2 separate regions of the Homo sapiens genome follow, and region 1 is linked to region 2. A link is a loop called in an ENCODE intact Hi-C map of the cell type or tissue named here. Cell type or tissue: endothelial cell of umbilical vein. All regions are shown on one strand. Each heading gives the region's core, and the rest is flanking DNA. Links, peaks and the distances in the headings are about the cores only.

Region 1 (14,679 bases), core at 2,184-10,183, 68 kb before region 2:
ATTACGGAAATGGAGCAGGATTGCCAGGCAACAATGGGGCCTGTGGAGGCTCATGATCTTGAATTGACGAGAGCAGCCAGACTTGCTGTGCTGGATTCACCTGTATGGTTGCAGGTGTGGAAGACTTAGTAGGGGTAGAGGCTTCCCCCCAGCAAGTATGAGCATAACACAAGAGGGTTGAGGGTGTAGCAGGTGAATAATTGTAATGATTTGCTGTGGAATTTGAGCCAGGAGAGAAATAAGATGCAAGATGGGTGAGGACCAGGGAAAGCTACTGGAGTTCCAAGGGGAGGTAGAAGAATTGTGGACGGCTAGTAAGTGTAGAGCAGAGGGAGTGGCATGCTGAAAGTGGGATGTTTGGTGCTGAAATGAAAGAGATTCCGGCTATCGGTGGTGATCGGGTCTAGGACATGACCGTGGGAGCGAGCGGCTGAGTATCAGAAGGATCATCTTTGTGGAGATGTGGACATTGACATCAGCAAGAATGAAGACAGGAAAAAAACTGGGGAGACAGTGAGGGGGGAAGGGGAGAGTGGCCTGGGGGACTCCTTGATGACTAACAACGATGGGCAGCAAGATGTCTAGGTTGACACCTGTGGGTCCAAGACAGGGGGCTCTAGAAAGCAGGGAGGAAGAGTCTCAATGTTGCCAAGGGGAACAAGAAAGACACGTCTCCATCCCCAGGCCAGTGGTGTTGGAGGGGAAGCAGGAACCACCCTCTGAGAGGGTGGAAAGGGAAGCTGGACTGGGGAGTCTCCCAGTCGGAGGGTGAGGAGACCGAGGAGCTGGGGATGCTTCTGGGGATTACAGGTTCCGTGCCACTGAATCTCAGCTCCAACGCTCACTCATCGCTCATCGGGTGACCTTGAGCAAGGCACTTACAGTCCCCATGCCTCACTTTACTCCTCTGTAAAGTGGAAATGGCAACAGCCATTAGTACCCACTTCACAGGGCTCTTAAGAGGAGTGTTAGGATGTGTTCATCTTGTAGAACAATGCCTGGAACACAAGGAGCATCACATAAATATTTGCAAAATGAAGAATGGAGATCCAGGGGGCACCATGGAAAGGTTTCAGGAGTTGGGGAGGGCTGAGAGATGGGGATGGAGAAGGAATGAAGGTAAAGGGATTGAAGCAGGGGACAGGAGGTGGCCTGGGAGTCTGGGCTGCTTGTGCTCACTCCCAGAACCTGCGATGGAGGGCCTGAGAGTAGTCCTGGAAACAGAAGGGGTGCACAAAACTCCTCCCACTCCCACCCTCTAGATTAGCATCTAGCAGGATCCGGGAGTCTCTTGCCTGTCTTTCTCAGTTCCCCTAATTCCTGCTCCATCGAGCTCTGCCTAGGCCACCCATAGTTTTCTTGTTTCTACCCCAGGTGGCTAATTAACTCACTAGCACGTTTAGCCAGATGCAAACTCATAATAGTTTACATCGAACACAGTACACTTCAACGGCATGCCTTCTGCCAGAGCATCAGAGTAGCAGCCAATGGCATTTCTAGGGTCTCTTGGAGGAAGGAGCTGGCATCTGAGCTACCTCGGGCTCCAGGTCAGCTAAGGCAGGAGGCTGCAGTTCTGCTGGTGGTCATTGGGAGGAGCCCGCGCGAAGGAAGCGGGCGGGGGAAGGTGTAGGAAGGCGATCCTGCAGGTGGAGAGGCCCGGGGAGACTTTTCCCACCTGAGTCACTTCTCCAGTGAAGGTCCACGTCAGGCCCGGAGGCTCCACCCAGCTACGGGGCTGCTGCAAAAGAACACACGCGGTGGAGAGACCACAAGACTTACAGACCCAGGAACTCCCTTGCTGGCAGCACCCTCCTTCAGGGCCCCTTTGGTCATCTTTATGCTCAAATGCACGTCCTTTATCAGAGCTCTGCTTTGCAAATAGTTTCCCCCTGGCCTATTGCTTTTCTTTTAATTGTCTTGATGGTGTCTTTTGAAGTGTAAAAGTTTTGAATTTTGACAAAGTGACCTCCAAGCTGAGATGTGAAAGGGGTGTAGGAGTTAGTCCTGTGCAATGGGCAAGCGTGGGCAGAGGCACCCGTGTTGGCAAAGACCTAGAGGGAAGGCTGAATATAACGTTTTGAGGAAATGAAAATGAATGGCAGTGGCTACAGTGTAGAATAGACCACTATTGGTTCATTCATTCATTCATTCAACAAGAATTCATTGAGTATCTATTTCCCCTGGAAGTACAAACATGAGGTCCTCTCTAGGGAGTTCACATCCCAGCCTTTGGGGTTAGGGAGAGGACTGCTGTTGGGCGGCTTGGACCAGGTGGCCCTTCTGCCTGGGAGGACCCCTAGTTACAAGGCCCCAGCCACTAAGCTTGGAGTTGGGCAGGAGGTGGGGAATTCCATCCAGCAGGTTGGTCAGGTGCAGGCTTTCAGCTCAACCTGGCTGCTCAACCTGCAGGGCAGTGAGGGAGGAAAAGAAAGGAGACAAGATCCTCACCCTCTCCCACCTCACCACCCTCCTCAGCTTTCCCAGGCAGCAAGCAGAGGCAGTAATGAGGGAGGCTGTTGCCATGGAAACCTAAAGCAGCACCAAGCCTTTTCTCTGCATCCCTTCACCCTCCCTGGACCATACTTCTTTCTGGAGGGAGAGCTAGCTCTTGGGTGTGAAGAAGACAGGCAGAAAATCCAGATTTTGGCTTACTGGAGACTAAAGCACCAGCACTGGAAAGAATGAAGCTAGAAACTCTAGGATGTCAACAGAAAACACAGCAGGGCCACCAGCCCAGCAGGGCGTAGCGGGGGCATCAAAGAACTCATCTGTTTAGACATCACTTTCACAGTATAGGACAAAGGCTGTCTGGGGCAATGGGAAGGATCAGGCTCTCTGAAGCCACTGACTGGACTTAATCCCAGACCCACCTTTGCTAGCTGTGTGACCAGGGGCAGTGACTTCATCTGTCTCAGCCTCAGTTCCCATATCTGGAAAATGGGTATAATAACAGTATTGCCTCACAGGGTTATTGCAAAGGGGAAGTAAGATAATTCACATAAATCCATTTGCACAGTGCTTGAGAAATATGACTGCTTAATTCGCCAGCGCTGCCATCCTCCTCCTCCTCAGCTTATTTGTAAGGCTGTGGTGAGGGGCCCAGACTGCACAGTCCCTACACTCCTCCTTCCAGCCTCTCTGTTCTGGGGCAGGCAAGAGGAGAGATGTGAGGATGGAAAGGTCCATCCACTATCCCACAGACTGCAGCTGGTAGGTGGTGGTTGTTTCTGTCCTTCCTGTGCATAAAAAATAAATGTCAGCCTTGCTTTGTGGGCCAAGGAGGGGCAGTGGGAGATGATGTGAATTCTGGTTGGTGAGTCAGGGTTTCAGGGCCCCTCCTAGCTGCATATCTTATCTGATGGGAGAGTGTGTGGCCCTCTTCCTGTCCCATTTCTCCTCCATCCTGGGTTCCTATGCCAAAAGCTGGCAGCTCAGCTGTTCTAGGCTTGGGCAAAGTTGTCTTTGGCAACTGGGCAAAGGCTTCAAAAAGGGCTAGCTTTGCCTTTCTGTCTGCCCCATCCTACTGCTCACTCCCAGGCCTCCAGACCTAGCCTGGTTTTATCCACTGCTGCCCTAACTAACAAGGCCAGCACTTTGCTTCCCACTTCCCCTTCCAGATGAGTTAGACATCTCAAGGCCAAAGCCAAATCTCAGGGATGACCCCAGAGTTAGGATGGTCCAGGAGGGCCCAGGGAGGGACAAATTTTATTAATAGCTAACGTTTACAGAGCAAGTAATATGAGCTAAATATTTTCTATTTAAGTACTAGCTCATTTAATTCTCATAAGTACCCTAGGGTATGAGAACCATCCCTAAATGCAAGAGAAAATTAAGGCCTAGAGAGGTTAAACAACTGGCTCAAGGTCATGGCCCAGAGAAGTTAACTGGCCCGAGGTCACGGTGCTAGTGAATGGCAGAGCTGGCCCTGAAGCCAGACCATTTGTAACCCTCTGCTTTGCTGGCCCCTGAGCCTCTGCTGCTCTGGACATGCTGAGCAGGGGGCAGAGGAAGGGGATGACCTTGCTCAAACTTTAGTCCAGGGACAGCAGCTTCCCTAGCCTTTAGGGTGATGCAGCGGAGAGCAGAGTGGGCTGAGCCAGGAACCCAGGCTGGATCTGCAGCCACTACGCCTGCATTTCCCAGCACAGCCCAGGGCCCAGTCTGCTCCACCATCCCCATGAGTTCTCAGGAACTGGTCCATAGGACATGTGTTTTGGTTTGGATTAGAGAATCACTATAGCCACAAGCCATGCCCTAGGAAAAGGTGCTATGGCTGGGGAGCCACCCCCACCTTCTCTCCAACCCCATGACCCCCAGAGTGCACAAAGCCACAGCTCCCACCCTGCCCCCTTGCCATTTAGCCTTCTCAGTAGCTTCAATAATTAATCATCTTTTTGTTAACAACAGGTAAGATTATCTCCCATGGTTCTGGACTTAAACAAACAAGCTGGGATTCCTGGTCATGGGCATCCACTCCCACCTCCCCTTCTTCCTTCTTCTCCAGGTCTCCTGCCCTGCCCCCACCACCCCTTGCCCCTTCTCACGGAGGGACCCCCTCTCAGTGAGGTTTACTCTCATGGCTAGGGGGCTGGTTACTATTGGAGGAAGTGTGGGGAGAGGAAGGGTGTGTCACTGGAATGAAGGGCTCTGGTTCACGTCCTTCACCACTGACATGTCTGCTGGCCATAAATCTTTCCCTAAATATCAGTAAGCCCTTCCCTGCCCCATACCATCCTCAAACTCCTCAACTCTTCACAACAAAGAGTGGTTTGCTCAGCTTTACATATGGAGAAACTGAGTCTCCAGCAGACATGGAGATTTGCTTAAGGCTGGGGAAAGTGGTGGATTGGGGATAGAACTGGGGGTTTTTGGCTCCCCACTCAGTGCTTTCAGTGACTCCTTAGCCTGGGAGGGGGTCACTGGAATCACCTAGACAGTGTTTAGTACATCTAGATACTCATGTTCCACCCCAGACATTAAGCATGAGAATCTCCAATTATTGTGTGCAGCCAAGACATAAAAGCACCAGACTGAGATTTCCAGGGTTATTTGCACCTAGAGAAGGAGTTCTTGATGATCCAAAAAGTTTTGTCACTCCTCCTAAATAAGGAGAGAGGGTGGAGAGATTTGGGGATAAAGGATGATACCTCAGTGCCTCTTAAACCATGTCACAGTGTGGCAGTTCGTGAGGCTGGTCCTTATATTCTCCTCCCATGCAATCTCTGCCCCCACCCCCAGCTGGTCCCGAATCTGTGGAGAGTTGGCTGAAGATCTACAGAGGCCCACACCACCTCTTCACTGGAAGTTCCAGGCTCTGGTATTCCTCCCATTACCCTAGAGGCCACTGGCCTGGCTACTTCCTCATGGTACCCTCTGTTCTGCCCCACTAGCCCCCTTATTCAGAGTTGCTTGCCCCACCCCTACACAGCTTGAGCCACTTCCTCCTGGACTTGGGTGAGCCTTGGTCTCATCAGCATTTAAAGCCCCTGAGTCCAGCTTATATTGTACTCCTCTGAACCCTCTTTCAGATTACCAGCCCTGTCTGAACCTTGTTCCCACCCTCTTTACACAGCTGGCCTTGCAACCACTGCCTGGGACCATCCTCTCATTTTCCCATGCACGTGAGCAGCCAGCTTACCAACAAATCCATGGGCTCTTTGATAGTAGGGACCATATCTTTCTCTTATACTTTTCATGGTTCTCCCAAAGACCATCACGTAGTAGGCCTCAATGAGAGACAGAAGGCCCTTTACCCAGAGACACACTCAAGGGTAGGAAAGAATAAAATGTAGGTGGTTTGTACACATTTGCACAGTGCACAGAGTACATGAATCCCAAATTTTTGCCCCCACATAGCGCACATTGGCTACCAAGTTTCCCTCCAGCAGTCGCTGCAGGGAGTGGAGGGAGCATACAGCTGCAGGTAAGGAGACTGGGTGTGAATCTGGCTCTATTGTTTATCAGCTGCTAGTTAACCTCTTGCTATTCAGTTTTTTCTTAAAGATCATATCTGTCCTGCCTATACCAGGGTGATTATGAGTGTTAGTTAAAGGGCATAGTGCATGGAGACTCTTTCTGTAAACTGTGCCACAAACTAAGTTGTTGCTTTTGCTGTCCTCTTCATAGGATCGAAGCCAGCCTTCCCCGAGAGGTCCCCAAACGTCCCTCCGCTGCAGTCACTCCTGAAGCCTCAGCATGGGGTGAGAGGATTGCAGTTCCACCTTCCATTGGGCCCACGATGCAAGCAGAGCAATGATCCCGCTGCCCCTGGCTGGGTCCAGCTGGGCTCTCAGCACCATGGACAGCACCATGCTGGGCAAAGGCATTTCTGCTTCTGCTGCTCTCTGCCAGGGCTCGTGGGCAGGGCCAGGCAATTCTCGCTGCTGCCCCAGCCCAAGAATAAGAATAACAGCTAACACTTATTGAGTGAGTTCTATATGCCAGGCCCTGTGCCAAGTCTCTTCAGGTGTCGACTGGGTTAAACCTATCAGGTTGCATATGGGACACGGTTGATACCCTCAGCATCCATTCCCACCTCTGTGCCTTCCTATATTGCAGAAGCTGGAAAGTTAAAAGGTACATTTCCAACACTCCCTTGCAGCTGGGGTTCTGGATACAGATTAGAGCTCTTCAATTAGACATGCTGGAGATAGATTTACAAGGCTGAAGGGAGGAGAGGGAGGAGGAGGCGATCTCCCTGGTGCTCAGGCCGTGTTCTGCTGACAAGCCATGCCGAGGACAGGAAGGGATTCTCTGCAGGAAGTTCAATGCCCAGTCTCTGGCTCCCAGGGAGGGGGTGGTGTGAGAGGCAATTGTGGCAAAAGCTGCAGCAGTTTTCTCATCCCTAGATAGCAGGTGAAAGGACGTGAACTCTGTGGCTCCAGTAATGGCCCTCCTGACTGGGTGAGGAGTAATTTGTCTGGAGGGACAGTTCTGCTCTGTTCTGAAGACCCAGCTTCTAATTCTTCCAGTGATTTCGAGACCCTGCGATTCCCTGTATGAATCAAGCTGACTACAGCATCATGTCCCAGTCCTGGTTTTGCTTAAGATTCCTAGAGTGTTTTTTGTTTCCTGTACAAAGACCAGGCAGGTTCTATTATTATCCCATCTTATGAATGAGGAATTTCAGGCCCAGAGAGGTTAAAAGACTTGCCCAGATCAGGGAGTTAGTACCGTGAAGTTAGGGCCTGAGCTGGGGGGCTGGTTCCACAGCCCCCTCCTGATCACTTTGCTATGTGCCACCCTCGAGGCAGAGAACGCTGATTCCAACAAGCAGGAATGAAGCTGCTAGGCTCAAGACAGAAGTACACTGAAAAAAGGAAAGGCTGATAGAGAATACTGGAACCACACTCCAGGCTCCTATGGGTGTAGCCCCTGAGGGGGCCTCAGGAGAAGAAAGGGGCAGGAAAGGACATGGGCATTTGTGATGGGCCAGGCCTTCTTATGGCTATCCCACTGAACATCGTTTATTCCTCACAAGCAACATGAGAGGTAGCAGCCTAAGAAGTAAGAGTCAGTATCCCCATCTTACACGTACAGAAACTGAGGCTCAGAGAGGTTAAGTAACTGGCCTAAAGTTACACAGCTGGAGAGAGACAAAGGCAGGATTAGAATCTAAGTGTCTGCCTCCACTACATCACGCAGCCTCCGAAGGCACAAGCCTTTGAAGGAACAGAGCAGCTTTGCCCAATTCCAGGAGGACTGTATTTCTGGGGTACAGGAGGATGGCCTCCCACATCTGTACTACATCTAAGGGACTCTCAGCTAAAGAGAAGGACCAGGCAGCTTCTATTTTTATCCCATCTTATGAATGAGGAATTTCAGGCCCAGAGAGGTTAAGAAACTTATCCTCTTAACACCTCTGTGGGTGGCAGATGGAGTTGGGACGCCATCAGGGGAGAAGGTGGCCACTTGGACTCAGGCTGGAAGCTGAGTGTGTTGGCTTCCCCACCCCATCCATCTCACCTCTGGGACCCCCACAGAGATGCCTCTCCTTGCCAGGAAGTTTCTTTTCCTTGTCCTCCAGACCCTGGACCCCAACCCATGGCTTTCTGCCTATGCCCCTGAGTAAGTGAGCAGCCATGATGGTGCCCAGGGGGTGCTGGAGACAGAAGGCAGAGGCAGCTGTGGGGCTGTCACAGTCACCCAGGCCCCTGGGAGCTGGGCAGTGACTCAGGGAGACACGGGGAGGAGGACAGGTGACTTCATGCCTGTGTTAAAAAGGTAAAATAGGAAATAAAAACAGCAGGATACAATGCTGTTAAATGAAATGATCTGGATTCTAAAAAAAAATAAAAGAAAAAAACTAAAATTATATCACATTCTTTTAACAGTCCTTAACATTTTTTTCTGAGTTTGAAAAACTATTTAATATGAACATGTATTGTTGCTTCTAATTAGAAAAAGATCATATATTAAAAGGAAGGCTTGAGATTGACAGATATCCATGTAATCAAGCTTTCCTCCTGCATCAAATCCCTCTTCCCTTCCTCAAATGCCCTCATTCTGATCAGCTCCCACTCAGACTTGTTGATGGGGAGGAGAGGGTGGAGGGACTGAGCTCTCACAGTGACATGCAGCCCAGTGGTTCCTGTGCAGGCTGCCTACTCAGAAAGAAGAATCAAAGCCTGAATCCAATGCCATCTCCTCTCTCTCCCCTGTCAGGGCCTGGCTGGGCCATGGGCAGGCAGATCAAGAAGCCAAGGTGGTGCATCATCGAAGCCAAAGTGGCCACCAGGTCCCTGGGCGTCTGCCTGAAAGCCAGAGGCAAGCCTCCCTCCCTGCTCCACCCCAGGTCAGTGGCTCCTCCTGACAGCAGTGGTACTGTGCTGACTACAGCATCAAGTCCCAGGGGCAGAGATCAGGAAGAGGACTTGGAGGCCTCCCTGGCACAGCTCTCACTAGGGCAGGCAGGGGCAGCCTCCCCAGCCCCCTGCCCTGCCCCTCCCACCTCCCCACCCCCTCAATGGATCAGTGGAAGATGGTAGCTACTGAGGCCCCTCTAGTCATTTTTTGGGGTGGTCTAAACCTAGACTCCTATAGGGAAGAGAACAAAAGAGAAATGGTAGCCTCCAGGAGGTAGGGGGCGGGGTCCTGAATGGGCCTGGCCTCTGGATTACCTCTGAGCCTGACGGAGGGCCTATGTGCACTCTCCTCCAGGTGACAAAGTATGTTTACAAAGTCATCTCACCTGGCCCCCAACAGTCCTGCCAGAGAAGAGGTGGCAACTGTCCCCATTTACAAATGAGGATGCTGAGGCCCAGAGTGGGTGTGTAGCCTGCCCAGGGTCATACAGCTAGCAGCTGAACAGCAGGGGTGGAGATCTAAAGCCAAGGCCCGAGCTTCTGCACAGCTCCCTGCTCCTTTTGACATCTGAGCTCTCTGCTCCTGGCCTGCTCCTGGGCAGAGGCTGGGACCAGGGGAGGCCCTCTTGGCCCCAGGAGCCCCTCCAGTCTCACCTCCCCCAGCTCCCCACGAGGAATCTCAGCTCCAGCCGATGGAAGGCCCCTTGCCCATCAAAGGCCTTGGTTGTCTCTGCCCCCTCCATTCCTCCCCTCTGTGGAGGACCTTGATCCTCCCCCAACGGGAATGCTCCATTGGCAAGGCCCAGTTCAACTCTGCTTTCTTCAGGGAGCCTTCTGGGTACACCCCCTGGTCTTGCTGATCTCACCCTCCCTTCCATCCTACTGTTCTCACTTATTCTTTCCTGAGTTCTCTACTGGATAGGGGTTGCTAAAGAGGATGAGATGTGTTCCTCCCCTCCTCAAGCTCATTCTAGGTGAATGAGAAAGGCCTTGGCTGAAAGGCAGTGATAACGCAGTGTGAGAAGGGCTCACAGATGAACCGAACCCAATCTGCAGTGCCTGGGGAGGCCTCCTGGACCAGGCTGTGATGGAATCAGCTAGAAGGGCTTTCTTCGCTCTCCTTAACTTGGCCAGCAAGGCCTGGGTGTGGGGCCCTGCCTAGTGTTCTGGCTTCATCATGTCAAACTTCCCCCTCACTTCCATCTCCAGCCTCCTAGGTTGTTCCCTCAGTTCCTGGAGCATGCCACCTTCCCTCCTGCCACAGGGCCTTTGCATATGCCAGTCCCACCACCTGGAAGGTTCTCTCTCCCATTACTTGATTCATTCTCCCCCTGGTTAATCTCAGCTCCATTTTTGCTTCCTTAGGGAAGAGCTCAGGCCAGGCCCAGCTCCCCAAGTCCTGTGCCTCTGAGCATCTTGGGAGGCAGGCATCATGTATGCAGCAAATGTGGATTTCTAGTACTAGACTCTCTGGGCCCAAGTTCTGCCTCTGCTACTTACTAGCCCCATGTCTTTGGGCAAGCTTCTTAACCTCCCTATGCCTCAGTTTCCTTGTCTGTAAAATGGAGATGTTAATAGCACCTACTTATTGGGTAGATGTGAGGTTTAATAGAGCCAACTCACATGAAACATTAGAGCAGTGCCTAGCACATTGCAATGGCTCAATAAAGTTAAGTATAATTTTCCTTGTTGTACCTAGTACATTCGATGTTGTTTACGGGATGACGTAGCAGACGGCTGACTCCCCACACCTCCCCGCAAAGGGAAGCTCCTTGACAACAGAGCCCTTGGCTGTGTTTGCTGATTATTTCCTCTGCTGTGCTGGATAGGGTTGAGTGCTTTACAAATATTTGCAGAAGAAAGGAAAGATTGGCAGTGGGTTGGGGTAGGACTCATTTGGCCCCCGTGATGAGAGTGTTTTGGCTGGAGGAGATCTTACAAATCATCTAACTTAAGCCCTCCTTCCACAGAGGGACAAAGGGAGCTGCTGGTGAGCATTTCCCTGGGTTTCCAGTCTCAGGGGGCTGAGCAGCCCTTGCCCACCTCTGTCTCCCCCTAGGGCTTTGCTCAAAGCCTATCATGGCAAAATCTCAGACTGAGGCATCTGTTTCTGTTTTGATTTAAAAAAAAAATGTGGCGCATCTCATATTTGAGTGTTGTGGAGCAAATACATTCACCACAACTGGGTGAAGCTGAGGGATCCAGTTTGACCCTGAGTTATTGCTGCAATTCTTGTCTCCGTGGTAACAAGTCCCCACTAAGTCTTCAGCCAGCAAGGCTGGGCAATGGCTCAGCTCAGCTCCTGTTTTGCAGGGCCCCTGGGCTAAGATGCCGGCAGGCAGCCAGCATGGTTCTCCCTCCAGCCTCTCCCCTGACTGCTTCCTCTGCAGGAGTCTGGAGGGGGCAGGAAGGAGGAGAAGGAGGTGAAGCAGCCATAGGGATATAGCAGCAGAGGCTCTGACCCCAGAGTCAGCTCCAGCTAGAGCCGGGTTGGAGGCTGCCAATGGGGAGGTGCCTACCAGCAGGAGCAGCCTACTGGGGCCATCACACCCCACCTCCTGCTGCTGCCAGGGTGGGCTCTGATCAACCAAAGCTCTGCAGCCAGTCACACTCAGATCCAACCAGCTGTTGACAATTTATTACTGTCTAGATAGAGCCACCCTGCACTGAACACCTGCTCTGGGCCAGCCCCGAGCTAGGTGCTGAAGAGGCAGGGATCCATTACATATGGCCTGTCCTCAGCAAGCACACAGTCAGGTGGAGGAGATCCAAGTGGTGTGAAAGTAGCCAGAATAAAGAACAATGGGTGCATGGCCAGGCAGGAAAAGCAAGATGCAGACGGCACATGGAGAATGCTGCCTCCTGTGTGTCTCCATTTCCTCTAGAAGGATGCACAAGAAACTGTTGCCAGTGCTTGTCTTCTGGGTAGGGAACTAGGTGGCGAGGAAGACTTACCTTTCACTCTGTTCTCTTTATTGTTTTTTTTTTTTTTTTTTTCAAGATGGAGTTTCGCTCTTTTGCCCAGGCTGGAGTGAAGTGGCAGGATCTTGGCTCACTGCAATCTCCACCCCCCGGGTTCAAGTGATTCTCCTGCCTCAGCCTCCTGATTAGCTGGGACTACAGGCGCCCACCACCATGCCCGGCCGGCTAATTTTTGTATTTTTAGTAGAGACAGGGTTTCACTATGTTGGCCGGGCTGGTCTCTAACTCCTGACCTCAGGTGATTCACCCACCTCGGCCTCCCAAAGTGCTGGGATTACAGGGATAAGCCACCACGCCCAGCGTCTTTATTGCTTTTTGAATTTTGTACTATATGCATACCTAACCGTTTTGAACAAAACAAAACAACAAAACCAAACTGAAAAGCAGCATCACTGGGTAAGTGTTGTAATAAGGATGTGGGCTTCTCAGTGCTGGACACCCAGAGAGGAGGAGTGGATAGCTCTGACACTTAGGGACTCTCTCTCCTCTCAGGAGCTCAGTTCCATGTGCCAGGTAGAGGGGTGTGTGTGCGTGTGTGTGTGTGTGTGTGTGTGTGTGTGTGTGTGTGTGTGCGCCTGCCTGTCTGCCTCTGTAGCTATGTGTTTGGGATGTGCAGCGCTACTGGGTTGAACAGTATCCTCCCAAAATGCATGTCCACGTGGAAGCATGGAATGTGACCTTGTTTGGAAATAGAGTCTTTGCAGATGTAATTTGTTAAAATGAGGTCATACATGATGAGGGTGGCCCCTGAATCCAACGACTGGTGTCCTTAGATGAAGGCCATGAGAAGACAAAGGGAGAGACTGGAATGAGACAGCTGCAAGTCAAGGAATGCCAAGAACTGCTGACAACCCCCAGGAACTAGGAAGAGGCAAGTAAGGATGCTCCCCTAGGTCCTGCAGAGGGAGCACGGCCCTGCTGACACCTTGATTTCAGACTTCTGGCCTCCAGGACTGGAAGAGAATAACTTTCTGTTGTTCAGAACCACACAGTTTGTGGTAATTTGTTGCAGGGCCCTGGGAAGCCAATACAGTGGGTCTATGCATTGGTGCTTGTGTGTTTTGAGGTGTGTCTGTCAATGTGTTTGTGTGTGTGTGTGTGTGTGTGTATCTGAGTATGTTTTGAGGGGTATTTGGTTGTGCTTAGGAATGTGTTTGTGATTATAGTTTGGGTTTTAGATGCTTGTGTTTTGGGTTGCATGCATATTTATGTGTTCATATGTGTGCATGTTGAGTTGTATACACTTGTGTGTTTTGGCGCTTGTGTGAATTTATGTGTTTTTAGCCAATGATCTCCAGGGTCTCCCTTAGTTGTGTCATTCCAGAAGTCTGCCCTGGGGCCCCTGCTGCAGGGAGCACCTAGAAGGGATGCTGGGCAATGGCAGTGGGGATGGAATGGACTCAAGAGCAGGTGGGAGCAGCGTCCTGTCTGGTCTAGGGCCACCTGGGAGAGGGCAGGGGCATCTCAAGTGTCCCCATCACACCTGCCCTGTCAGTGCAATGATCTCAGCCTCAGGAGTGGGGGTCCAGTAGGAGCCATGTCCTGGGGGCCCAGCCCCAGGGCCTTCTTGGAAGCCTTCAGCAGAGAAGAAACCGCCCCCGCTACTCCCAGAGACACTCTACTTCCTCTCCTCTTTGGTGTTAGTTTATGGGAAAGTGAACGCACACCCTTGAAACATTACAGCAATGGGTCTCACACTTTGGTGGGTCACAATCAGCAGCAGGGCTTGTTACATCACAGATCGCTGGGCCCTGCCCCAGGGTTTCTGCCACAACAGGTCTTGGGTAGCGCCTGAGAATCTCTGTCTCCAACAAGTCCCTGAAGGATGCTGATGCCGCTGGGCCAGGGACCTCACACTGAGAATCACTATCCTAGACCATAGAACAGGAGAGGGAGGCTCCTCTTTCAGCTCCCTCATCTGACCCCCAGACTTTGGTGTGGGCAGCCTCGTGTTTTCAGGATAGGCCCTGGAAAAGGCAGCCTCAAGCTGATTCTTTCCGTCTCACTGTCTCTCCCACCTGTCATTCACAAAATAATTTATTCAGCAAATTACAGTCCAGACTCTGTTCCCTGAACTCAAGGTGCCTACAGGCAAGACACAAGGCTCTAGTGGGTACACAGACCCCTAAGAAGACCATAACAAGACCGCATAGCTGCACTCTGGAGCTCTGTTCAAGGAGTACTGGGAGCACAGAGGAGGAGCTCCTGCCTCAGTCCTGGAGAATCCACAAAGGCTGCCTGGAGGAGGTGCCAGCCAAGGCAACTCTTAGAAGATGGATAGCTTCTCTTTTGCTGTGGGTGTGGCCACAAAACGTTTCCCACTTGGTTTTCTATCTGCTACCTTGCTCTTAGCCAGCCTATTGGGAACATTTTATGAACACTTTATTAAACTGTTACCAAAAAAAAAAAAAAAAAAAAGACAAACAGCACTAGATCACTTTAACTGAGCACTTATTACCTGCCAGCTGCTGTGCTAAGACTCTGGAAGCACGAGAGCACCTGTGTCCTCACATCACCACCAAGAGGGGAACTATTGTCCTTGAGTGAGATTTGAGCCTAGCCAGTTGGCCTCAAGGCATCACATTTCTAGCCTGAGGACACATGGGCCTCCTACCATGTGGAGGACAGGGCAGAACATTCCGGGAGGAGACCTGGGCATGCATAAAAGCCGAGAGGCAGATGGGGAGCGGGGGCAGGACAAGATGTGAGCCTAGTTCAGGTCCCCTGGATGGAAATGCACCACCCCTCAGGGGCAGCAGAGCCAGGATGGGGGCCAGGTTGAAGCCTATTTCTGGGCTCTGGCGCCATCTGTCTAAATAGGGCCAGAGCCACGTTGGCTGCCTCGTGTGCTCTCTGAGCACAGCTGGTCCAGTGATGGGTGGGAGGCAGATGG
Region 2 (14,679 bases), core at 2,722-10,721:
TTAGTGTTTACTATGCCAGCCACTATTCTAAGTGCTCTACAGATGTTATCTTGTTTAACCTATGTAACAACCCTATCAGGCGAGAGCTGTACTTAACACTCTTTTATAAATAGGACACTGAGACACAGAGAAGTTAGCTGGCTTGCTCAAGGCTGCACCAGTGAGTGTTGGAGCTGAAACCTGAACCAGGGTCCTTTGACCCCAGAACCTGTGCCCTGAATGTTCTCTGGACCTTCTTCTTGGAGTCCTTTTTCCTCCTCTGGTCCCATCTGAAATTTCTATCCCATACTGCAGACCTGTTTTTGCTGATTCTGCACCTGTAATCCCAGCTACCCGGGAGGCTGAGGCAGGAGAATCGCTTGAACCCGGGAGGGGGAGGTTGCAGTGAGCCAAGACTGCACCATTGCACTCCAGCCTGGGCGACTGAGTGAAACTCTATCTCAAAAGAAAACAAAATGACAAACCCCCCAAAACAAAAGCTCATGACAAACTGCAGGTTAGTTAAAGTCCTCATTTAAAGGAGAGCAAATCTGAGACTCAGAGAAGTTAAGGAACTTGCTCAAGTTCACATAGCTGGTGAATGGCAAAGCTGGGAGACAAGCTCAGGTCAACAGACACCAAAAACTTGTGATTTTTTTGGTCGCACCACACTGCCTCTCTTCTGCAGCCTGGGCCATCTCTGCTGGGGTAGGGGGAGGGAGAAAGAGGGGGTCAGGAGTGTGAGGTTTGTGCTGCCTGCTGCTCTGTGACGGTAACGACATATCTAAGAGGTCTCCAAACAGCCAAGGGCACTGCAGGGACCTCACTCCCTTGGTCTCACTCCCCTCCTCCTGTAATTGAGATGTCCACCTTCTGCCTCATTCCCTCCCAACCTGGACACCTGGCATTGCAGGGCTCTCGATGGAGACAGCTGATTTTGCCCTGCTCCTCCCGAGCCTCCTCCATCATGAAGACATAAACTTGGTGTGTCAGACAGATAAATGAGCACTCTCTCACTACCCCCCTTTCTTCTCCTTCCTGTCTCCTTTTCTCTCTTCTCCTCTCTGCCCTCTCCCTCCCTCCTCTTCTTCCTCCCTATACCCCCTCTTTCTCCTCCCTCTGCCTCCTGCGTGCTCTGAGATGAAAGGGCCAGTTAATCTTGCTGCCACCGCTTCCACAGGGCTGGGTACTCGCTTGTCCACAGGCACAGGCGTCCCTACCAGGACTGCCTAAACGGTCCCTGGAAACCATGGCTAATTGGTGAAAGAGCCCATTGGTTCATTCTTCCACAGCCTGGATACTGCAAAAGAGGCTCTCCCAAGCTAACCCAAGATTTCCACCCTGATGCACCAATCACCTGGGAGACCACTGGGTTTACTTGTCACCCAGACCTGTAGTTTCTACCTTGACATGTGAGCTTGGAGGCTGAGCATACCTGCCCCTAATCACACACACCCCCTCCAGCACGACAAACAGCAGAGTGCCTGAGGGCATTTGATTAATGTGCTGCAGGCTTACAAGTTTATGCATATTATATTTATTCATTCAACCAATGTTTACTGAGCACCTACTACTATGTGCCAGACACTGTTATAGGCACTTGGGATATAGCAGTGAATAAAGCAGTTCAAATCCTACTCTCACGGAGTTGAGAATTCAGTGGGGAGAGACAGACAGTAAACAGACAAATATATACCTGTCAAGTGGTGATAAAAGTTGTTGAAGACAAAGCAGAGTAGACAGGATGCAGAGTGCAGAGCACAGCAGTTTTAGGTAAAGGGAGATCCTTCAGGTCTGTTACTCTGGGGGAGTATGTTACATACCTGCTTCCTTTATGCAACTGACATGTTCCAGAAAAGTTAAATATCGATGAGATATGTTTTGCATATTAAATCATATTTCAAATCAAACATAGTCAAGCCTTGCAAATTAACATGCAGCAAATCTCTGAACCTCAGTTTCCCCATAAGGAAAATGGGTTTGATAATTCTCACCCCAGCTAGTTTGTGCTGTTGAGAGAGATTCATGGGATGAAATTTTAATTTTGTGGATGACTTTGTAGCCTGCAAAGCACTTTATTACATCAAAGTAATGTTATCGTTGTTAAAATGAAGACATAGTTAGCAAAGTAAATTACCACCTCCAAATAGAAACTCTGTGATAATCCAATTTTCATGTATTTAGTTGGCTAAAATGAAGATTACACTTGCATGTTTTCCAAATCTGGGCAGGCAGGGATGGCATCTTTGTAAGCCTTCCCAGGCTTGGGAAACACTCTGTGGTTATCCCTGGCTATGATCTGCTGTCAGCGCTAAAGAGCATCCTGACCCAAGCCTATCTTCACCTTGATCTATCTGAAATAAGAGCATAAGAATGAAAGAAAACCACCACCAGCCTTCTTAGGTGCAGCTCCTTGCATCTTGGAATAGTCTCCATCCAAAACATTTGGGGCATTATAGGCCTGACAGACATGGAGGCGGGGTTACTCACTCAAGGCAGAAGCTGCTTGCTACATGGATTTCTCTCCTTGTAATACAACACTCTGAAGCAAAGTGGAATAATTTCCACTTGAAAGGGAATTCATTTTATTCAAATAACACCACCAAATAGCAAGATTGAGGGCGCATATCTCCAGGAAAGGGCTGGACAGCAATGAGATGCTTATCTGTGCCCCTGTCCCCATGGGACTGCCTGCAGGTACAGTTATGGCTTAACTATAGGAATCTACAGCAAGAGCAATGGAGAGTGTGGTTTATAAATCATTTCTGTCACTGTTTATGGAGGATGAGATTAGAGTCAGGGTGGGTGGTGGCAGGTTGCAAGATCAATGGCAAATGTGTCCTCAGCAGATATTTCTCTTTGAGACAGAGTCTTGATCTGTCACCCAGGCTGGAGTGCAATGGCATGGTCTTGGGTCACAGCAACCTCTGCCTCCTGGGTTCAAGCGATTCTCCTGTCTCAGCCTCTTGAGTAGCTGGGATTACAGGCACTGGCCACCACGCCTGGCTAATTTTTATATTTTTAGTAGGGACGGGGTTTCCCCATGTTGGCCAGGATGGTTTCGGACTCCTGACCTCAGGTGATCTGCCTGCCTCAGCCTCCCAAAGTGCTGGGATTACAGGTGTGAGCCAATGCATCTGGCCCTCACCAGACATTTCAAAGACCTCAGAATATAGCTCTTCCTTTCACAGACAGACCAGTAGCAATTCATCGATCAAGAGACTTTTACTCAGTGTCAACTCTGGGCAAATCATCCTATTAGGAAATATGGAAGAAACCCCAAAACATTTCCAACATAGGCAAGGAGCTCTCATTTTAGTTGGAAAGTGAAGAGAGTCCTGTGGTTGAAAAGAGGAGCCCTAAAGATGTGGGAGACGCTAAGGTGCTTAAATTACATGATCCCATTTGATCATCATCACCACAAATAACAGCAGCATTCTTATTCCCATTTTACCGATGAGAATACTGAGAGCAGAGAGGTTAAATGACTAGCAGCTCATGGTCACACAGCTGGTAAATGGCAATAAAATGCTCATTCTTAGTCTGCTTGACTCTCATAGGGCCAGAATCCAAGTGAAGTTTTCATATTGATTTTGCCTCCCTATTGATTTTGTCAGGGATAAGCATAAGTTTTAGAAAAACAAAATGACATTTGCCGTGCTTCCCTTCACTCCATTCCTTAAGGGGAGCTGAGGAACCACTAGCTTTAGATCTGAAGCTGTAATGTCCTTTTCTGTTGATAAACGATATTTCTAAATAAATAATCGTCCTTGTCCATTTGTGTTTCCACGACCAGATCTCCTTTTCCTGACTGAATACTCCCTTCCCCCACTAACATCTTCCCACGTTCGCTTAGCTTCTTTCTCTCTTTCCCTTTCCTCATACACACAGATTCAGACACACACCTTCCCACCTCACACCCATATGCAAAATAAAATTAGAAATACCACCCGACTCACAAGGTATTTGGGGAATGGAGATCTTCAGTCAGTATACCCAAACCCAAGCACCCCAGCCAGCCTCCCTCCCTGCCAAGCCCATGTGAGAGGCAGACAGAGCTTGTGAAAAGGGGCCCAGACGGCCACGATTATGAGACAAAGCTGCTCTGAAGGGAAAAGGGCCATGTGTGCCTCCCCATGTCTGTCCTGTGGCCACTGGAACTCACAAGGCTACCAGCTGCTCACGGCCACCATGTGGCATATACTGTTCTTTCACTTACATGTCAGATCCTTTTAGAATGTGAAAAGGTTTCCTGGCCTCTTTTTTATTTTGATGTATGCTGATAAATTACAGAGGAAACAGTGTGTGGTTATTCAAGAATAGAGGCTGAGCTGATCAGCATATGGCCCTCATTTCAAGGGATTGCTCTTGTTTTAATCAGCCAGTTGAGAAAGCAATAAATGTTTATTTATTAAGTATGCCATCACCGAGAGGAGAGGAACAGGGCAGGTAGGTGAGCTGCGACACCCAGGAAATTGAGGATGGTGATGGCACCAATATTCCTGCAGTGTTTGATGTTTTTAAGGCTCTGCTCCCCCCACCCCCCACTGTTTGATACACATTGGTGTCACTACCCTCTTGGCGCATCACAGTACCCACCTTAGAATAGCGGAGCCCTGGAAGGGGAAGGAAATAGAAATAAGAAGGTGGGGGTGAGGCTCAAAGAAGAAGCTCCAAGTTCAAGCTCTGTGTCTGGATAAACTCCCATTGTCTTTCCTTCTCTCAAATCAGAGCTGCCCGTGGGTCCCAGGGTGATGCTGGGCTGTGTAGAGGCTGAGTGCAGGAGCATTAATGCTAGAACCAGGTTCAAGTCCAGGCTCTGTCACTTAATGGCTGTATGACCTTAGACATGAGACTTAGCTTCTCTGAGCTTCAACCTCCTCATCTCCAGAATGGGGCTCAGCCAGCTTCACAGATCAGGCTGAGAGGATTAAGGAAGCATCTTATGCTAAAGGCTTAGCACAATGCCTGCTACCTAGTAGGGGCCCGATAAGTAGTGTCTAATTATGATCTAATCAAGCAGTGCTTGCCCTGGGCAGGCCCTGTTTAAGGGTTTTACATAGATTGTCATTTAACCCTCATATCTCTATTTCACAGATGAGGAAACTGGAATCTAAGATCACACTGGAATTTACAGACGAAGAAACTGGAATCTGAGATCTCACAGTAGTGAATGGTGAATATTCAAACCCAGGTAGACAGGCTCCAGAGTCCCAACTCCCAACCCTCTGTACACAGCCCTTCCGAGGAGATGACGCTGATCTTCATGGGTGTTGCCCTGGCAAGCTGACCTCTCAAGCCCCCAGGGTTCCTTCAGTCCGAGTGGAGAGCAGGGAAGGTCGTGGGACCTAGCCGAGAGGGAAGGGCAGGATGATGGCTGGAGAATCCACATCAGGGCTGAATCCCAATCTCCCAGCTGGAACGGGCGCTGAAACCAGGCAGGGCGCCCCAGCCCGCTCAAGGGGAATCGAGAGGGGAGGAGGGGGCAAGTCCACGATGCTGAGACTGGCGGCCAGAGCACCGCCCCCAGGAGCGGAGGGAGGGGTGGCGGGGCTGGGGGGTGCCCAGCTGCCATCCCCGCCGCTTCCTGGCCCTTACTCGCTGGCGCCCAAGTGGGAAGCCAGCAGCTGCCCGCTCCCTCCTCCCCACATCCCCGCTACTTGCCCAGTTCCCGAAGCGAAGCGCAGGCTGCGAGCCAGCCGGGCCGAGTCCACAACTTTGCAGCCTCGGGCAGGGCGAGAGCCGGCGTCCGGGGCTCCTCTTGTCGGCGACCAGAGCTCGGTGAGTTGATTTCCTCACCCCTCTGCGACGGCGGCAGTGCGGCGGCGGCGGCGCGGGGGGCGGCTTCCCGTGCGTCCGGGAGGCAGTGGCCGAGAAGCCCGCGGCTGCCGGCGCTGCCGGTCTTTCCAAGGCTCCGGCTGTGCCGCCCTCTGCCGCGGGCGAGGCGGGCGCCAGGGCTGAACGGACAGCTCCCTACACCCCGGGGCCCCACGGGCGGTCTCTGCTGTCCCTTCTCCCGCGCAGGGCCAGGGCTGAGGCTGCCTGCCGAGCGCCCCTCACTCCCCTAGCCCCTGTCCTTCGCCGCCTTCCCAGCGCTGCGGCGCATCTGGCTGCTCCCGCGCCCCCCTGGCGACCGGCGCCGGGAAGGCACTTGCTTCGCCGGAGCCCCAGGCCGAGGGCTCTCTGGGGTGGGCAGCACCGCCGCAGCCCCCGGCGGCGCAGGACTGGGGGCGTGCCCAGCCCCCGGCGACCACCCTCAGGCGTGCACTGCGCTGCGCCCCAGCGGTAGGGAGAGGCCCACGCTCTCCGCGGAGGCTGCGGGTTCCCGGGGGGCGCTGGGACCTGCAAAGGGGATTCCAAGGTGACCAGTCGACCCGTGCGGACGGGACAGCCTGGACGGAGGCCCCGTGGCATCCACCCATCCTAGGTGCAACCGCCTTCCCAGAACTTTTCTCGCGCCTCCGGCTGGCCGATTCCTTAGCCCCTGGAAAAGTTCTCTCGGGCGCACGGAATCCTATTTCTCGGTGGCTTCCGAAGCTGGCCAGGAACCCCGGCTGTGAGGCGTGGGGTGGGATGGGGACGTGGTGAGGGCTGAGCACGGCGGCGGGGTCGATCCCAGGAAAGGCTGGCCAAGCATCCACTCGTGCGCCCAGGGCGGGCTTGTCGGCATGGAAAGGATTTCGGCGCCATGAGGGTTGTTTGGGTTTCTCTCAGCAGGAGGGCGGGAGGCGGGCGCGAAGGGGGGATTTTAATTTCGCCTCAAATGAAAACGCTCTTCGCAAAGAAATAGCCCGGGCAGCCAGCGTTGGAGAGATGTGCTGGCCAGGACCCGCTGACACAGGTATTCTGGTTGCGCCCCCACCTCACCCGGTGCCCGAGAGCGAGTGTGAGTGTATCGATTGTTTCAATTGATTTTTTTAAAGCTAGATAGCAGAGGCTGCGTGTCTGTACACGCAGATATATACATACACAAATACAGATACTCAAGCGCACACAGATTACACGTACAGAGTCACAGACAAGGACACACACACACACATCGTGGTCCCTCACGCACACATACCTCCAAAGAGCCTTGGGTAACCTGGTGAGGTCCCTGAGTGCTGCCCAAGATGTGTGTGTGGGTGGGGACGCAGGGACGGAGAAAGGGGAGTGTGAAGCAGGATTTCCAGCAGGTCAAGTGCCGCTGATTCTCCTGCCCCCGACCCCAAATCCTTCCCTTTCTCCTCCTAGGGAGGTCTGAACCAGAAATCCCAAACCTGGGCTTGTTTCCACATCCACAGAGGGGAGGAGTCCTATCCCCCGGTGCCCCCCACCCTCACAACTCCTAAAGACTGCAAACGAGTCCCTCCCTCCTGTGCCAGACTCTGCCGCGCCAAGGCGCCGAGCTCGCTCAAAACCCCAGGCAACACTCACCCCCAGGTGGGGCCTAGACCCGAGGCCGCTGCGGGCTCGGGTCTCTGGCCTGCCTGATCCGGGGTTAGGGAACTGGGGAGGGGAAATCCGCGGGACAGGGGGTTGGGGGCGTGGAGTCGCGTGCAGTGCCCCAGACGCGCGGCACGGAGGAGCGGGCGAGGGCGCCCCCTGGACGCCGTAGTCAGTCAGTCCTCTTCTCACCCCGGGCCCCGCAGGAATGTAATCGAGGATGCTGGCCCTGCGGCTGCTCAACGTGGTGGCCCCCGCCTACTTCTTGTGCATCTCCCTGGTGACCTTCGTGCTGCAGCTCTTCCTCTTCCTGCCCAGCATGCGCGAGGACCCCGCGGCCGCCCGGCTCTTCTCGCCCGCCCTGCTCCACGGGGCGCTCTTCCTATTCCTCTCGGCCAACGCCCTGGGCAATTACGTCCTTGTCATCCAGAACTCCCCAGACGACCTGGGGGCCTGCCAGGGGGCCTCGGCCAGGAAGACTCCATGCCCCTCACCTAGCACCCACTTCTGCCGAGTGTGCGCCAGAGTCACCCTGAGGCACGACCATCACTGTTTCTTCACCGGCAACTGCATCGGCAGCAGGAACATGCGCAACTTCGTCCTGTTCTGCCTCTACACCTCCCTGGCCTGCCTCTACTCCATGGTGGCCGGCGTGGCCTACATCTCCGCTGTCCTTTCCATCTCCTTCGCCCACCCCTTGGCCTTCCTCACGCTCCTGCCCACCTCCATCAGCCAGTTCTTCTCCGGTGAGTGGGCCTTGGCGGGCAGGTTGGGCTCTACACAAAGACCTCCCACCCCAAAGGTTGCCGGGCCCCAAACCCCAACCCCAAAAGTTGCCAGATTTAGCAAATAAAAATACAGACCGTCCCGCTAAATTAAAATTTCAGATAAACAACTCATAATTTTTTAGTATAATTATGTCCCAGATATTGTATGAGATACACTGAGAAAATTTGCTATTGGCTATCTGAAATGCAAATTAAGCGGACATGCTGTATTTTATTGGTAACATCCCCCCTTGCCCCCATCATTCTCATCCATCATGCTGTCCATATGCTCACAGAGTTGTGGCATCCAGGTAATACACCTGCTCTGTGCCAGGCAGGACTAGGTGCTGGCCATTCCTCCATGTAGCCCCATGAGGTACAACCATGCTATGACATTCCTCTGCCTGGTCCCCAGTTCTGCTTACATGTCACCCAAGGACTCTGCTCTCCAGAGGTCTCACCAACCAATTGCAGTAATATTGAACTTGTTGCCAGCCCAGCCCAGCAGGAGGCTAAGCTCTGTCCTCCTGCCTATTATGTTTGACCTCACCAGCCTGTTCTCCAGCCTGCTGATGGCTCAGAGCAGAGGGAACGTGGGTGGGAGAGGCAGGTTTTTTGTTTTTTTTTTTTAAGACAGAGTCTCACTCCATCACACAGGCTGAAGCGCAGTGGTGAAAGCAATCTCTGCTTACTGTAACCTCTACCTCCCAGGTTCAAGTGATTCTCTTGCCTCAACCTCCCGAGTAGCTGGGATTACAGGTGCGTGCCACCACGCCACACTAATTTTTGTATTTTTAGTAGAGATGGTGTTTTACTGTGTTGGCCAGGCGGGCCTTGAACTCTTGACCTAAAGTGATCCGCCCACCTTGGCCTCCCAAAGTGCTGGGATTTACAGATGTGAGCCACTGCGCCTGGCTGAGGACTGCACTTTAACTAGTATGCACCAAGGACCACTACCTGATACCTGGCCCTAGAAGGACTCAGCTCCTGGTGGCAGTTCTTACCACTTTATTTGGCCTTGAGACTGGCTCCTACTGCGTTTCCTTCCACTTCCTCCCTACCCTGGCCTTTGACTCTGAATGGCTTAGCTTCCACAATCAGTAGTGTCTACGTGCTTGAGTGTGCATGTATAGCATTGCTATCTCCATTTCTCAGATGATGAAACCGAGACTCAGACGGGACTAAGTGGCTTGCCCAGTGTCTTCCTGCTACTGAGTGGCAGTCTCTGGTCTGCCTCTCAGGTCCTTAATCCACAGCTCTTCTGCAGTGGCTCAGGGAATAGAACATGCTTCCTCACCTGTTGGCCTTCTAGGAGCAAAGAAAGGCAGAGGGCAGCTACTTCCTCTGAAAGCCCAAGATTGTTTTGAGGTGCCTGGGCTGAACATTCATAAAAATTCTGCTCTACTCTGGGGGAAGCCATCATTTCAGTCTTTGTGGTGGCTACAGCCCAGTTCTTCCCAGGCATAGAACTATCATGCCATTTGGCAGTGGGAACACAGAGATACAGGGGGGACCCAGCTACGGGGGCTGCCTTCAGGGCTGGTGGCTGAGCTGGGTCCAGAACTCACAGCTTTCAGGCCTTCTGGATCCCAGCACTGGCACAGGAGGCTGCCGGGACCAAAATAACCAGGACGGGGGAGGGTGGGTGGGTGGGCTAGTGGGTGGAGTGTGAGCACAGGCAGGTGGAGGGATGAAGAGAGCCAACAAGCCTGCTTATACTTTCTTTTCCAAGTAGTTTCGCCAACCGTAAAAATGGATGGTTCCAGAAGGAAGACCTTGAAATGGTTTGATTTGAGATAAATCTGGGCTTGAGGCCTGTCCATATGTGCTAGGTTTGATCTGATGGGAGAACAGAGCCAGTGAGTGCCCACCTTGGGGCCCAGACTCCTGTGCCAGCATGAGTTCCAGTGTCTTTCACTTCCTCACCATATCCACTGGAAACAGGCGAGCAAGACTTCTTACCTCCAACTCTCCTATCTCATCTTTTGTGACCTTTCATCTTTCCTCTTGAGGACCTTCCTTTCTTTCCCTCCCATGACATACACCCCACCTGTTTGGCTTTCCCTTTCCCATTCCTCTTGTTCCCCAACCCTCAATCCGAACAGTTGGTAGCACCCTCTCTCATCTGCACAGGAGGACAGGTGGACAGAAAAGAGTAAGAAGCATGGGTTGTTTAATAGAAATTGAGTTCAAGATCAGCCTGGGCAAGATGGTGAGACTCCGTTGCTACAAAAATAAAAAATAAATAAATACACTAGCCAGGCATAGTGGCATGTGCCTGTTTTCCCAGCTACTCAGGAGGCTGAGGTGAGAGAATTGCTTGAGCCCAAGAGTTTGAGGCTGCAGTGAGCTATGATCATGCCACTGCACTCTATCCAGCCTGGGCTACAGAGCAAGACCCTGTCTCAAGAAAAAAAGAAAGAAAGAAATTGAGCTGTCCCCAACTGTGGTACAGATCTGAGTCAGATCTGTCACCAGAGCATGGATGGCTGTGAGTTTGGGCCTTGAGAGCTAAAAGTGGGAGGGGTCTTCTAGTGTGAAGGTGGCGGCCAACCACAGGCCCTCAGCTGATCCAGAGAGGGAGGCGGCTAGCTAGTTAGGTTTCAGAAGTTACCCTTTCTTTTGGCTTTGTGGGACCAGTACAGGTTGCTGTGTCACCTCTCTGAACCTTATTCTTATCTGGGAAATGGAGATGCCACCATCTGACCTGTATCTTGGCATTTGGGTAAGTACACCAGCATGATGGGTGCTACCAGAAAGTCCAGTAAGAGGGAAAGGGGACTAATGTTCATTGAGCACCTATTATGTACCACCCACTATGCATGTCACATTTCACCCATTCCTCTTGACAAGTCCATATTATCATGTCCATTTTTAAGGCTCAGAAACCAAAGACTCAGCAAGGTTAAGTTGCACCAACACCACACAGCTGGTACGATTCCAAACCAAGATTTGGAGTTGGGGCTTCTAGCCTCCAAAGCTCATACTCTTTCCACCCACCATACTGCCTCTTGGGGGCTGCCTCTCTGAAGCTGCTTCTCGAATGAGCCACTTTGGAAGGGAGGCAGCTACTTGTCCTTGGATGTATTAAAAAGTATGCTGGGTGATTATTTGTCAAAGGTGTTATAGATGCCTGTTGGGAGGAAGGGGCAGGGGAGATTGACTGATGTGTCCTTTTAGGCTCATTAGGAAAATTCTGTGATTTTTAAAAAGAGGCAGAACTATTATTAAATAGTTAAGAGGAGCTGAAGCAGCCAGGCTAGGTAACTTCAAACACTTTTAGAGAAAGCAGGTCCCCAGAATAGCCTTTTGTAGCTGCTGCATGGGGCCAAGAAAAGGCCGCAAGTTCTTTTTCTCATGCCTTGATTTAGTGCCAGGAAAAAACCCTGTGGGAAATGGCTTCCATCCACCCAGGCTTGTTCCTGGGGCAGTGTTGCAAGGCAGGCCCAAGCTTGACAGCTCTGATGTTCTCACATCCCAGCTTGAGGGCCACCTTTGCCTGTCAGCATTCCTCACGCCAAAGAGCACCATGGACCTGGGATCCTCCATCCCCCACATGGCTGCCCAAGCTAATCTGTGCCGACATGGAAGAAGTGGGTCAGGGGATGGCACAGCCCAATGTGAGCCCTGTCCCACTGCTGCCCCTGTGCCAGTGGAGGGGCTGCTGTAAATGGCAGCTGGGCCTATCTGTCCCCAGCTTTGTAAAAAAAAAAAAAAATAATACAGCTATCCAAGCTCCTAGGGATGAGGACAAGAGGAGGCTGCTAATGAGAGAATCTAAATCAGATCCACATCCTCCATGGCTGCTGAGTCCACCACTGCTCATACTGGACAAGTGTTGAAAGCCCAGTTGACAGGGCTTTGGAAATTGGAGGTTGGAGAGACTTGGGAAGAGGTGGGCTGGGGCAAGAGAAGGCTAGGGAAAGGGCAAAATATGGTTGAGATTTTCAAGGGCAGAATAGGTTGTAAGGTGGAGTCCTTAGAGGAGGTGCCCCCCCCCCACCAGAGGAGGTGATAGGGTTGCCCTACAGGGAACCAAAGGCTAAGGAATACTTTCGAATTAACTCCAGGGTCCAGTGCCCTGGCTGCTGGGTAGGTCAAGGTAAGTGTCTTTGCCACAGCTGCCAAAGTTGCAGCCCAGCCAGGACTCTAAGCCCTGAAAAGGAGAAGGAAAAAGCTTGATAGTTTCAGGAGTTGAACTCATTTTGGATGTAGTCTCCTGCTCTGTAAAATGACCCTCTGCTGGGAGCACCGCTCTGAGTGTGAACCGGAATGCTGACCACTCTGTACATCATTTTCTTGAAACATGCAGCTGTATGAAATCGTTAGTGTTATTATACCCATTGTACAGATGAACGAGCTGCAACTGAGAGGTTGGGACACTTGTGCCAGTCCACACAGCTGGGAGATTCAAACCTAGCATGGACCAGCCACCCAAACTCTGAGGAAGAGTGTGGGAGCTCTTACTCAGTGGTTATTTCAAACCAGTAATAGGAAGTGCTTGGTTTAGAGGGATTCTGGGGAGATCCTGCCCCACGACACAGGGCTGATGACCTTGGGGGCCTCTTCTAGCAAGCTTTGATTGACAGAACCAGCTCTGGTGGAATGCGGTGGTGGCCACACTGTCCTCTTGTTAACATTAATGACTGAATTATTCTCTACGTTGGTGTTCTGGGCTGCTCTTCAGACTAAGCTCGTGACTTATTCTTCCCAGATCTCCATCATGCTGTCATTTTCCTGAGTCCTCTCAACCAGCGTTCCCAGAACAGTAGGGAGAAGGTGCTGTGGACTAGACAGCTGCCCAGGCACCTGCTCCCTCTTTAGGGTCCCCAGCTCACCCCTCTCTCCTCCTGAGCAAAACCCCTTCACCCTGCTTCTAGCCCAAAAGGAGAAAGCAGAGAGAGACAGGCATCTCCTACTCTACAGAAATGTTATCAGCGGCCAGGTGCTGCCCCAGGAGCTGAGGGCTGTCCTTGCTAAGCTCATCAAACTTAGCTCTCTTCTCTGCCATGTCTCCAGTCTTCCCCTCTTGCCTCAGGTGCCATCCGCGCCAAGAAAAAGTTAGGGCAGCTGGTTCTTCCTTCCTCTCCCTCACTGCAGCTGCAGCGCTGAGGTTGCTACAAAATGTAGCGTCAATCTCATTAATCTCCCTCCCTCCCGGTGGAAAGCCTGCCTAGATCGCAGTTATGCCGGTGGCCTGGGTGTAAAGCGGCTCTGGTGTTTCCCCTCCCCGTGCCCTGCAGGAGCTGTCCTGGGTTCTGAAATGTTCGTCATCCTCATGCTCTACCTCTGGTTCGCCATCGGCCTGGCCTGCGCCGGCTTCTGCTGCCACCAGCTGCTGTTGATCCTCCGCGGGCAGACCCGCCACCAGGTGCGGAAGGGGGTGGCAGTGAGGGCCCGGCCCTGGCGCAAGAACTTACAAGAGGTCTTCGGAAAGAGGTGGCTGCTGGGCCTGCTGGTCCCCATGTTCAATGTCGGAAGTGAGAGCTCCAAGCAGCAGGATAAGTAGTAGACACTCCCGTCATTTATCTCTCTGTCTCTGTCTTGACTCCTCCTGAGCATAAAACCATGGCAGCCTTGTCTCCACCCATGACTCACTACAACCTTGTGCTGGTAAGGTCCTAGCATCTTCCCCTCACCTTCCACCCATGAGAACAGCGTGAGCTGGTGGATCATGACAAGGAGGAAAAATGTCCCCCCAGGCATTTCTAGGCTCCTCACGAGCCAGCCAGGTGGCTGCTAGCTGTTAGGCTGCCTCTGCTTTCTTTCCGTCCCCTTGGGATCCCTGCTTTCCCCCTCTTCCTGGCTCATCCATTCTCCACCGTGTCTCATTCATCACTGCTGTCTGCTAGAGCCCTTCCTCTCAGCCCCCATGTTGGGAGAGGGGAGTGGATTCTTGCTGCTGGTATGAGACTCCCTGGGACCTAGAGGCTGGCAAATGTTTAAAATCACCACGTGTAAGAGGCAGCCAAGTCAGCTCTGCCAACTGCTAGGGGAGTTGGGAAAGAGTGGGTGTGTGTCCGCATCCCCTCTGTAGGAAAAAGAACTTAGTAGCTTGCTGCTCCCTCACCACCCCCCACCAGGTTCAAGACCCTTTTTCTGGGAGACAGCAATCAATGGCCTGCTTTTTCCAAATGTTATTCCCTGTCCACCCTGCCCCATCTGGCCGGCCCAGCCCAGTCCAGGACCTGGCTGGATGCTTCCTGTCCCTGGAACTCTTCCAGCCTTTCTACTTGATCTCCAGCCCCCAGGTCTTTGCCAGATGATGGGAAGGCAAGGAAGAAGGGACAGGGAAAGATAATTACTGATAAATGAAGGGGATATTCGACTGTATAACCATATGGAAGTGTGTGTGTGTGTGTGTGTGTGTGTGTGAGAGAGAGAGAGAGAGAGATGGGTGGTGGTGAGAAGTGTTGTTAGAAACATATAGGAATAATGCCTAGGGGAAAGGGAGAAGTGAGAGGGACAATTGGGTTCATTTATGCCCTATACAAAGGGCATTCCAGCA

What was found. Hi-C counts contacts between places; a loop is a spot of excess contacts. Peaks named below come from ENCODE experiments on the same cell type or tissue, not always from the same donor. Only the 100,000 strongest peaks of a DNase experiment are listed, where the experiment ranks them.
Region 1: a loop joins it to region 2, with 5 times the contacts of the local background. A loop is called at or near these places in 32 of 110 quality-filtered maps.

What each region holds. Positions count from the first base shown.
Region 1 is chr14:77,200,505-77,215,183 of GRCh38, reverse strand. TMEM63C (transmembrane protein 63C) reads right to left here. Exons shown (of 24, transcript NM_020431.4): 2 at 1,676-1,738. Among named protein-coding and RNA genes, the nearest start is that of TMEM63C, 26 kb to the right of the region's middle. RefSeq lists enhancers at 1,639-1,868, 14,645-14,679. In endothelial cell of umbilical vein, for the core only: no CTCF peak of the experiment used is centred there; a DNase peak (open chromatin) is centred at 6,303.
Region 2 is chr14:77,132,684-77,147,362 of GRCh38, reverse strand. ZDHHC22 (zDHHC palmitoyltransferase 22) reads left to right here and starts at 5,572. Exons shown (of 3, transcript NM_174976.2): 1 at 5,572-5,760; 2 at 7,611-8,150; 3 at 13,415-14,679. The coding sequence starts at 7,625. The coding sequence ends at 13,680. RefSeq lists enhancers at 5,458-5,959, 6,054-6,617, 6,618-7,181, 7,319-7,868, 13,076-13,575. In endothelial cell of umbilical vein, for the core only: CTCF peaks have their summits at 6,130 and 7,539; a DNase peak (open chromatin) is centred at 6,072; H3K4me3 peaks cover 1,174 bases; H3K27me3 peaks cover 4,113 bases.